Linked DNA regions of Homo sapiens: region 1 is linked to region 2. The links are chromatin loops, found by intact Hi-C in ENCODE. Cell type or tissue: Calu3. All regions are shown on one strand. Links, peaks and the distances in the headings refer to the core of each region. The heading gives the core; the rest is flanking DNA.

Region 1 (4,403 bases), core at 81-4,080, 340 kb before region 2:
GACAGAGTGAGACTCTATGTGAGAAAGAAAGAAAGAAGGAAAGAAGGAAAGAAGGAAGAAAAGAAAGAGAAAGAAAGAAAGAAAGAAAGAAAGAAAGAAAGAAAGAAAGAAAGAAAGGAAGAAAGAAAGAAAGGGAAAGAAAGAGAACGAAAGAAAGAAGGGAGGGAGGGAGGGAGGGAGGGAGGGAGGGAGGAAGGGTGGGTGGGTTGTGAACTCTTGTTGATTGTTTCCTCAGCTGAAATGTGGGCTGCAGGGCTATTGGGGGAGAAACAATAAGAAAGTGCACCAAGCACCAAGCACATGCTAAGAAGTCCATCATGGCAGCTCCTGATAATAATATGGAATAGAGTTGTATCTAACATGACTCTTTCTTGCAAGTGACAGAAAATGCAACTTAAGTTGGATTAAGCAAAAAAGAGAAATCATTAGTGAACTGAAAATTCTGCAGGCTCACATCATGGCCCCAGACCCTGTCCATTATTCTTGGGCACAAATGTGACATTCTCGTGGCTGCAGATGCTGTGGTGGCTCTGGCTCTGCCAGGAAAAGAAATAAGGAAGGCCACTCTCCCCATTACACAAACAATAGTCTTCCAGCTCTGAGAGGTCGAACTTGTGTCACCAGCCTGCCCCTAAACCCGTCACTGATTAACTCCAACCTGCATCAGCTGTTCCATGCTGGAGGTGGACGCAGGACCACACTCATACCAAGATGGGGGCAAAGTGTAGTTCCCTCAACAGGATTATAGGATATAGTGTGATAGGCTGCTGGGCAGCCAAAAAGCAAACAGATCCTCTACAATTCCTCAACTGATGAAAGCACGAAGCTAAAATCATAAAGATCTGTGTGTGAGTTCTGGCTCTCCCATCTTCCTTGTGAGATTGAGCAGTTAGTTAATCTCTTTTAGCCTCAGCTTTCTCACCTGTACCAACATATAAGGTCATTGTGAGGATTAAGATTATGCCTCATGATCATCATTATCATCATCACCATCCACATTGCAACCACAACTACCATCATCATCCCCACCAACATCATCACCACCACCACCATCACAATTATCATTACCACCACCACCATTGTCACCCTCAACATCACCATCATCACTATCACCACCACCATCATCATCACTACCACTACCAACACCATCACTCTCATCATTCCACCACCATCACCATTAACATTACCATCACTATCATCACCACCACCACCACCACCACCCCCATCATTACTGCCATCAACATCACCATCACCATCATCACCACCATCACCATCATTATCAACCATCATCACCACCATTCCACCACCATCACCATTATCATCACTACCATTATCACCACCACCATCATCACCACCACCACTACCACCACCATCACCACCATCATCACCATAACCATCATCACCACTATCAACATGATAGTAATTATGATTACCACCACCATTAGCATTATCATTACCACCACCAGTACCATCACCATCACCACCGCCACCACCTCCATGATCATTACTACCCACCACCATCACCGTCACCATCATTTCACTACCAGCACAATTATCATTACCACCACCATCACTACCACCCTTATCACAACCCTCATCATCACCACCATTCCACCACTGCCACCACCACCACCACCATCACTATCATTAACAATAGACATCACATAACCAGTTTGTAGCTGGACCTTGAGCCCAGAGCCCACTCACTGTTTCTTCAGTCCCACCGCCAACCACCAGGATGAGTCACAAAACATAACTCAGGCCTGCTCCTCAATTTTCTACATGTCAATAATGACATTGAAGCAATGGGTGTTCTCTGCTTCTCAGAGGGAAGTTGAAATTCTCCTGCTCTTCCCTTCATGTTTCCAGATGTTCCCTGACTTGGATATTCCAAACGCAGAGTTTGGAGGTGTTGAGGCCAAGGGGTTTTTCCAGGTCAGCCATCATCTGCAATCACTGAGCTGATCCTGCTGCTGGACTTTCCCTGTTGCCCTCTCCCCAACGCCCCATCGGGGAGGGCTTCAATCCTCAGGTCACCTGTGGCCTTTCTGCCCTCAGAGGTGCCATCTCTACATCTACCACTGGAAGGCAGCACCTACTCACAGATTGCATCAATTTCCCAGCAACTCATGGTGGGTTTTCCCCCTTATCAGCGTGTTTGCCTTGCTCAGAGAGCAGATCCCAGAGCAGTGACACCTAACTTAATTTTCAGCAAAACATTTTGAGAAGGGTGCTCCCTCACACAACTACACAGTCCAGGTGATGCACCCACTGCCCAATGCTTGGTAGTCAAGAGGAGCTTCCTCCCTGCAGCTCTGCCCAGATAGGGCTGAGCTGGGCTCTGGAGCCAGGCGCTGGGATGAGCCTCTTCCATGCTGCTCATGTAAACTCCAGATTCAGTGTCGGTTTTCTGAACCCGAGACAATGATCTAAATGCAGTCGAAGGCTTTGGGGAAAGAGAGAGTGCCTCGGTTCTTACCTGTGTCATGCTCGCAAAGCAAAGAGTTTTGCAAAATTTTAATGAAACCTGGGCTTGCAAAATTGGAAAACTAGATTATTTGTGACGACACTGAGACATCCCTGGGCATGTCTATCTGGAAAAACGGCATTTTCTCTGGCAATTTTGCAGACATTCTATTTCAATTTGGCAAAGAAAATAAAGCAGTTTTTCACAAAGGCAGAAATACAACTAGAATGTTCACTCTCCCTAATTGTCAAAGAAGTGTAAATTAGAAAATGAATCAGGACAATTTCAACCTATTAGATTAGCTAATATTTTAAAAATTGAAGACTCATACAAGTGAGGTGAAGTGATTGTTTTCTAGTGGCACGGTACACTGTCACACCCTTTTAGAAAATAATTTGGCAACGTTATTGGGAGACAGAAATATGTCTATGTAATTTATGGGAACTTAGACTCAGAAAATGTTAAGGAATAAGAATGAACTTTATGAACAAAGATGTGGAAAGCTGGAAGCAAGAGTGGGGCCAACACGCATGGGGAGGAAGCATTTGGGCAGTGACTCCACAGACCCAGGCTCAGGCTGAACTACACAACCTCCTTACGCCTCAGTTTCCTTAACAGTAGAACAGAAATGATAAAAGTGCCTGTTTCACAGGACTATTGCGAGGATTAAGTGAGATACATCGCATTATAAGCTTGTGTCTGGAAAGGTTAATTCTTGGTAAATGATGACTATTCTTTTTTATTGCAATAAAATATACAAAACATAAGGTTTACTATTTTAACCATTTTGGAAGGTACCACTGAGTGGCATTTAGTACATTCACAATCATGTGCAACCATCATCATATTTCCAGAACATTTTCCTCATTCCCAAAGGAAACCTCATGTTCATTAAGCAGTAGCTCCCCTTAACATATTAGTTATGAAGATCATAGCATTATACAAAACTCATGACACAATGATGAGTGAAAAAATCAAGATGTGAAATTTTGTGTTATGATGTAATTAGTAAAAGAAGCATATTAAAACATCTGAAAAAAGAGTATATAAAAATAGCAATTGCATTTTTCAGACTCTACATTTTAAACATTATTCTTTATAGTTTTAAAAGCAAAAAGTAAAGAAACAACAACCAACCCCAAACCAACACGACAAAGCCCAGATTGTTAATTCCAGGGCTCAGGAACACAGAATCATATATGATGTTTACACTCTGCAGGGTCAGAGACTCCAGCGGCATTGGGAGCTGCCTCGTGTTCTGCAGCCTCACAGACAGGAGGTCCAGTGCCGCTGCTCTGTTCTGGAATATCCTCCTGAATGTGTTTTGGGTGCAGTTGCCATTTCTTTCATCTTTTTAAACACAGGTACTTTTGGAGCTGGCCTTCTCAAGGAAGCCCAGCTCCCTGTGATTGAGAATAAAGTGTGCAATCGCTATGAGTTTCTGAATGGAAGAGTCCAATCCACCGAACTCTGTGCTGGGCATTTGGCCGGAGGCACTGACAGTTGCCAGGTAAGCAAAGATCAAGAGACCAAAGTTAGTCTTGTGCTCTCTTGTCTCAGTCTCAGCCCCTCAGACTTCATTCCCCAGGTGGCAAATTCAAGGATTTTCAACCGAAGACCCCAGTCTAAGTGTTGTTTAGAAACTTCCTAGATCTGTCCCTGAATGCGTATTCAGATCATCTAAGGGGATGTCTTGGGGCTTGAGTTCCAAATCAGTAGCAAGCGAGTTTTAAGTGCCATAACTACCTCAGGCCACTCACCCTCCTGGGGTGTGCTGGTGGCCAGGGACTAAAGTGGTGACTTTTCCGGTAGGGAAGGAGGTAGAGGATACAGGACAGAGACCAACTGCACACACTTTACACTGATGCCCAGGCTAGCCCAGTCTAAAGGAAACACCAACATAGGAAGGGATGTGTGCAGGATTCACAAAAGATCT
Region 2 (4,403 bases), core at 74-4,073:
TTGGAGCTATTGTGATGTTGCTGACAGAGGTGACAAAAGCTCGAGCCAGGGCAGGGCTTCTCAGCCTCTTGGATGTGGACGTTTGGGCCCGTAACTCTTGGTCGTGGAGGGCCGTCCTGCGCATTGTAGGATGTTTAGAGCTAGGGCAGGGCTTCTCAGCCTCTTGGATGTGGACGTTTGGGCCCGTAACTCTTGGTCGTGGAGGGCTGTCCTGCGCATTGTAGGATGTTTAGAGCCAGGGCAGGGCTTCTCAGCCTCTTGGATGTGGACGTTTGGGCCCGTAACTCTTGGTCATGGAGGGCCGTCCTGCGCATTGTAGGATGTTTAGAGCCAGGGCAGGGCTTCTCAGCCTCTTGGATGTGGACGTTTGGGCCCGTAATTCTTGGTCGTGGAGGGCCGCCCTGCGCATTGTAGGATGTTTAGAGCCAGGGCAGGGCTTCTCAGCCTCTTGGATGTGGACGTTTGGGCCCGTAACTCTTGGTCGTGGAGGGCCGTCCTGCGCATTGTAGGATGTTTAGCAGCATCCCTGGCCTCTACTCACCATATCCCAGTACTTCCACTTTTTCCTCCAAATTTTGACCATCAAAAACTTCTCTGGACAACGTCTCCAGACGCTGAGGGGAGGGGGAGAAATCTGCCCCAGAAGAGAACCCCTGGACTAGGGAGTAGCAGGGAAATGAGGACAGCACGATCGGAGGAGGTCATCTAGAAGTACATGGACTTTTTCACTCTGTGGAATTGCACCCGTACTTATGGTTGAGCAACCGTCCAGGAGGAGAAAACAACAGGTGGTTGATGTATAAAAATATTGAAGATAAAAGCATCTATTCCAAGAGCAGATTATAACTAGACTGTATCATTTTAAATGCATTTTTTTCTCTTCTATTTAAGAATGCCAAATAAAATGACATAATTTCTTCTATATTTGGTAATTCCTTTACCAAGTGGCTGAATTGTTTGTAGTGGTTAATGTCTGTGTGATGATGAACGAAATCTTCCTTTAAAATGTGGTAAGTATTGTATGATTTGCTTCATTTTGCATTAATCATGGTTTGGACTCTTCAGAATGATGCATTGGAGCTATGCAACAGGATAAGCAATGCCATTGACCGCGTGGACCACATGTTCACATCAGAATTTGATGCTGAGGTTGATGAATCTGAATCTGTCACCTTGCAACAGTACTACCGAGAAGCAATGATTCAGGGGTACAATTTTGGATTTGAGGTAGGTTCAAAATAAGAGGAAACACGGTACAATTTAGTAATTGCTTGATAACTTACAGAAAGTTTTTGGAACCTTTTACAGTAAATCTGATATTGTAATCATAGCTTAATCAAGAATATCATCTTATATCACTGCTGTATATCAGAGATGTTAGTTTACTTTTAAACTGTTAGGTAATTGTCCAACTTTTATTTTGTGCTAACAGCCATCTACTTACATTTTAAAACTTTAAAGAGATGTTTTATGTCATAAAAGCACATTCTTAATTTAAACTCAGGAGTAAAACATTTATGAAACTGCATTTTGAAACACTGTACTTTCCATAATTCTTCATACTATTCAAAATATAGAAATTTTAATTGGATTTCACTTTTTGTTTTTAGAAAACATTTTAGACATGGCATTATAGTGTGTGATATTATTTAATGATCATTTCCTTAATGTTGATATACATGAAATCTTCTTACAGTATCATAAAGAAGTTGTTCGTTTGATGTCTGGGGAGTTTAGACAGAAGATAGGAGACAAATATATAAGCTTTGCCCGGAAGTGGATGAATTATGTCCTGACTAAATGTGAGAGTGGTAGAGGTACAAGACCCAGGTAATGACCAAGTAGGATGTTTCTGAAATGTGTCATGTGGGCTTGGTGGTATTTGTTCATATATGTTCTGTGGGATTCTTTTTGAGCAGACGACACAGAAGGGAACACTCTAAACTCTTCGGTGATCAGGTTTTTTTTAATGGAAAAATATGTAGAGAAAACTGCGTAACTCTTGGGAAAAAATTTTTTTTTAAATTTGTTCCAAATTTGAGTTACCTTTAAGGGAACTCATGTTCTCCTTTGACAAGTCTTCCTGATGACTAATGTATTTTCCTCCCTCATGAAATTTATTCATTAAGAAACCATTTTGGAATTTGCAGGGGTGAAATGGGTGAATCGTCTGTGAGGCTCAATACTAGCTCCACTAAAGTAAACATAGTTATTAAAGTGTCATGACTGTGTGAGAAATAGCTGAGTGTTCTGTAATTTGTAATGGAGGGATAGCATGGGGCACTTTCTTAAAGTCATTAAGCAATTTCTCCAAGTTAGAGAAAACACATTTGCTGCATCTGAGATTCAAAGTAGGAACTTTGTGTTACAAAACTCATAAATACTTGTTGAATTACAAATAAATAATTGTTGAATTACAGATGGCACCTATCATGTCTAAAATCCTCTTCCATGCTTCCCATTGGTTTCAAAACAAAATTAAATTTTAAAAAATTATTCTCCTTTCCAAAAGGTCACGCTGTAAACTTACTGAACCCAAGCAAAAAAAAGTGTCTTGTCCTAAATAGTAATTATAATTATGTTACTTTTCAGTATTGTACAGTCTAAAACTGCTACAGCGTTTTCTTGGTTGTTATGTGATTACTGAACTTTTTCGTGTACCAGGTGGGCGACTCAAGGATTTGATTTTCTACAAGCAATTGAACCTGCCTTTATTTCAGCTTTACCAGAAGATGACTTCTTGGTATGGATTATTCTAAAGTTTTTTTCATTATAAAATAAGCCAGTCACTCCTTATTTTCTGGTTGTATATGTTTTATATGTAATAGTGGTTTTTTTCATGAGATATTAATCTCAGCATATCATGTAATGATAATGCTGAGAAATTAAAGTACTCCTCATAGCAGAGTAAGATTTTTTTTCTTTTTGTAACATTAGTGTTCAACTAAGTCAATGTCTGGTTTGTAAACCCTGGCCCTTCTAAAATATTTGTGAGATTTATATTTTTACTGCCATCATAGCTGCTGCTTTGGGGCAGAACAAGGATTAGCTCTTTTACCTCAGTGTGCATCATTTTGAGAGCATCATGCTCGTGTTAAATATTATCACTGTTAGTCTGATAAGTGTCATCAGATTAGCATGATATTGCTCAAAGTGTGAATTCATTTATTTTATTCTCCCAGTAGTAGAGACGATTACATGAAAAGTTCTTTGCTTGTACACGTTATTGTGTTATGGGAAATTGACAGCTAATTTGCTTTTACTTATAAAAATGAAATACACTGTATTATTTTAAATTACATACAATTTGTGTTTATACCTATTTTCTTTTAAACTAACTGAAAATATTTTGGGTAGCATGTTTTTAAAAATATACTGAAAATTAATTTGTGCTACTTACATAATTAAGAAAGTATGCATGTTTTCTCTTTACCTTTCCCATTTTCTTTTGGTTTCTAGAGTTTACAAGCCTTGATGAATGAATGCATTGGCCATGTCATAGGAAAACCACACAGTCCTGTTACAGGTTTGTACCTTGGTAAGACAGCCGTTAACAGCATTTCTTCTGGAACATAATGATTTGAGTGGACAGATCCTCTTGTAATTGCAGTCGTTTAAAATGGTATAAGAGGTGTTTTAACAGTATTCAGGAAAACGACAATGAGAGGGACAGAAATGAGGTGTGTAGATAGAGAACTCCGCAGCAACCTTTCTAAATCTGACAGGAAGATTAAAACGTCAGCCATACGCTATTCCATACCAGCCAGCAGTATTCAATTACACATTTCTTTCTATACCAACACTACCATTCTTTTTTCCCCCTTACCATCTTTTCTGATGGGGAGGAAAGACTGGAAGAGGGCGTTGTCTGCCAAGCAACAGGAACTGCCCCTGCTGCAGGTGGCTGCAGATCACTTCCCTGTCCCCCGTTCCTCACCTTTGAGGAGAGCAGTGTCCATTTCTCCACAGCTTTCCCAAGTACCCATCTTCCCACCAGCTGTAGTAAATTCTGATTTGGTTTTACTGTTTAAAAAATCAAGTTAAGTTATGCTGCTATATATATTACTTCAATTACAATTTTTGGTTACAGTTTATGTACAATTTTACAGTAACAATGAATGATTAACACTTTTATAGTATATGTTGAAATGTTGAAAACAAAATATATGTCAAAAAAAGCTGTGTCTTATGCCGTTCTTGAGATAGTTTGTAAATAAAACAAAACTGTATTTGTAAGTAATAAACACCCAAGAAAGAAACTTAGAAATTTTATGCAATTTAAATTACACAAAATATAATTCATAAATGGTAAATTTATTGAACACTAACTGTATTTCATATAGGGTACTTGCTGGCTGCAGAAAATTCAGTAGAATGGGTTTTAATTGTTGGTTTTTTAATCT

Evidence for each region. Hi-C counts contacts between places; a loop is a spot of excess contacts. Peaks named below come from ENCODE experiments on the same cell type or tissue, not always from the same donor. Only the 100,000 strongest peaks of a DNase experiment are listed, where the experiment ranks them.
Region 1: a loop joins it to region 2, with 3 times the contacts of the local background. A loop is called at or near these places in 2 of 110 quality-filtered maps.

The regions. Positions count from the first base shown.
Region 1 is chr6:160,748,284-160,752,686 of GRCh38, forward strand. PLG (plasminogen) reads left to right here. Exons shown (of 19, transcript NM_000301.5): 18 at 3,832-3,977. Among named protein-coding and RNA genes, the nearest start is that of PLG, 48 kb to the left of the region's middle. In Calu3, for the core only: a CTCF peak has its summit at 2,117 (motif pointing right); a DNase peak (open chromatin) is centred at 2,098.
Region 2 is chr6:161,090,314-161,094,716 of GRCh38, forward strand. MAP3K4 (mitogen-activated protein kinase kinase kinase 4) reads left to right here. Exons shown (of 27, transcript NM_005922.4): 12 at 1,066-1,227; 13 at 1,697-1,830; 14 at 2,665-2,743; 15 at 3,460-3,538. Among named protein-coding and RNA genes, the nearest start is that of AGPAT4-IT1, 69 kb to the right of the region's middle. In Calu3, for the core only: no CTCF peak of the experiment used is centred there; no DNase peak of the experiment used is centred there.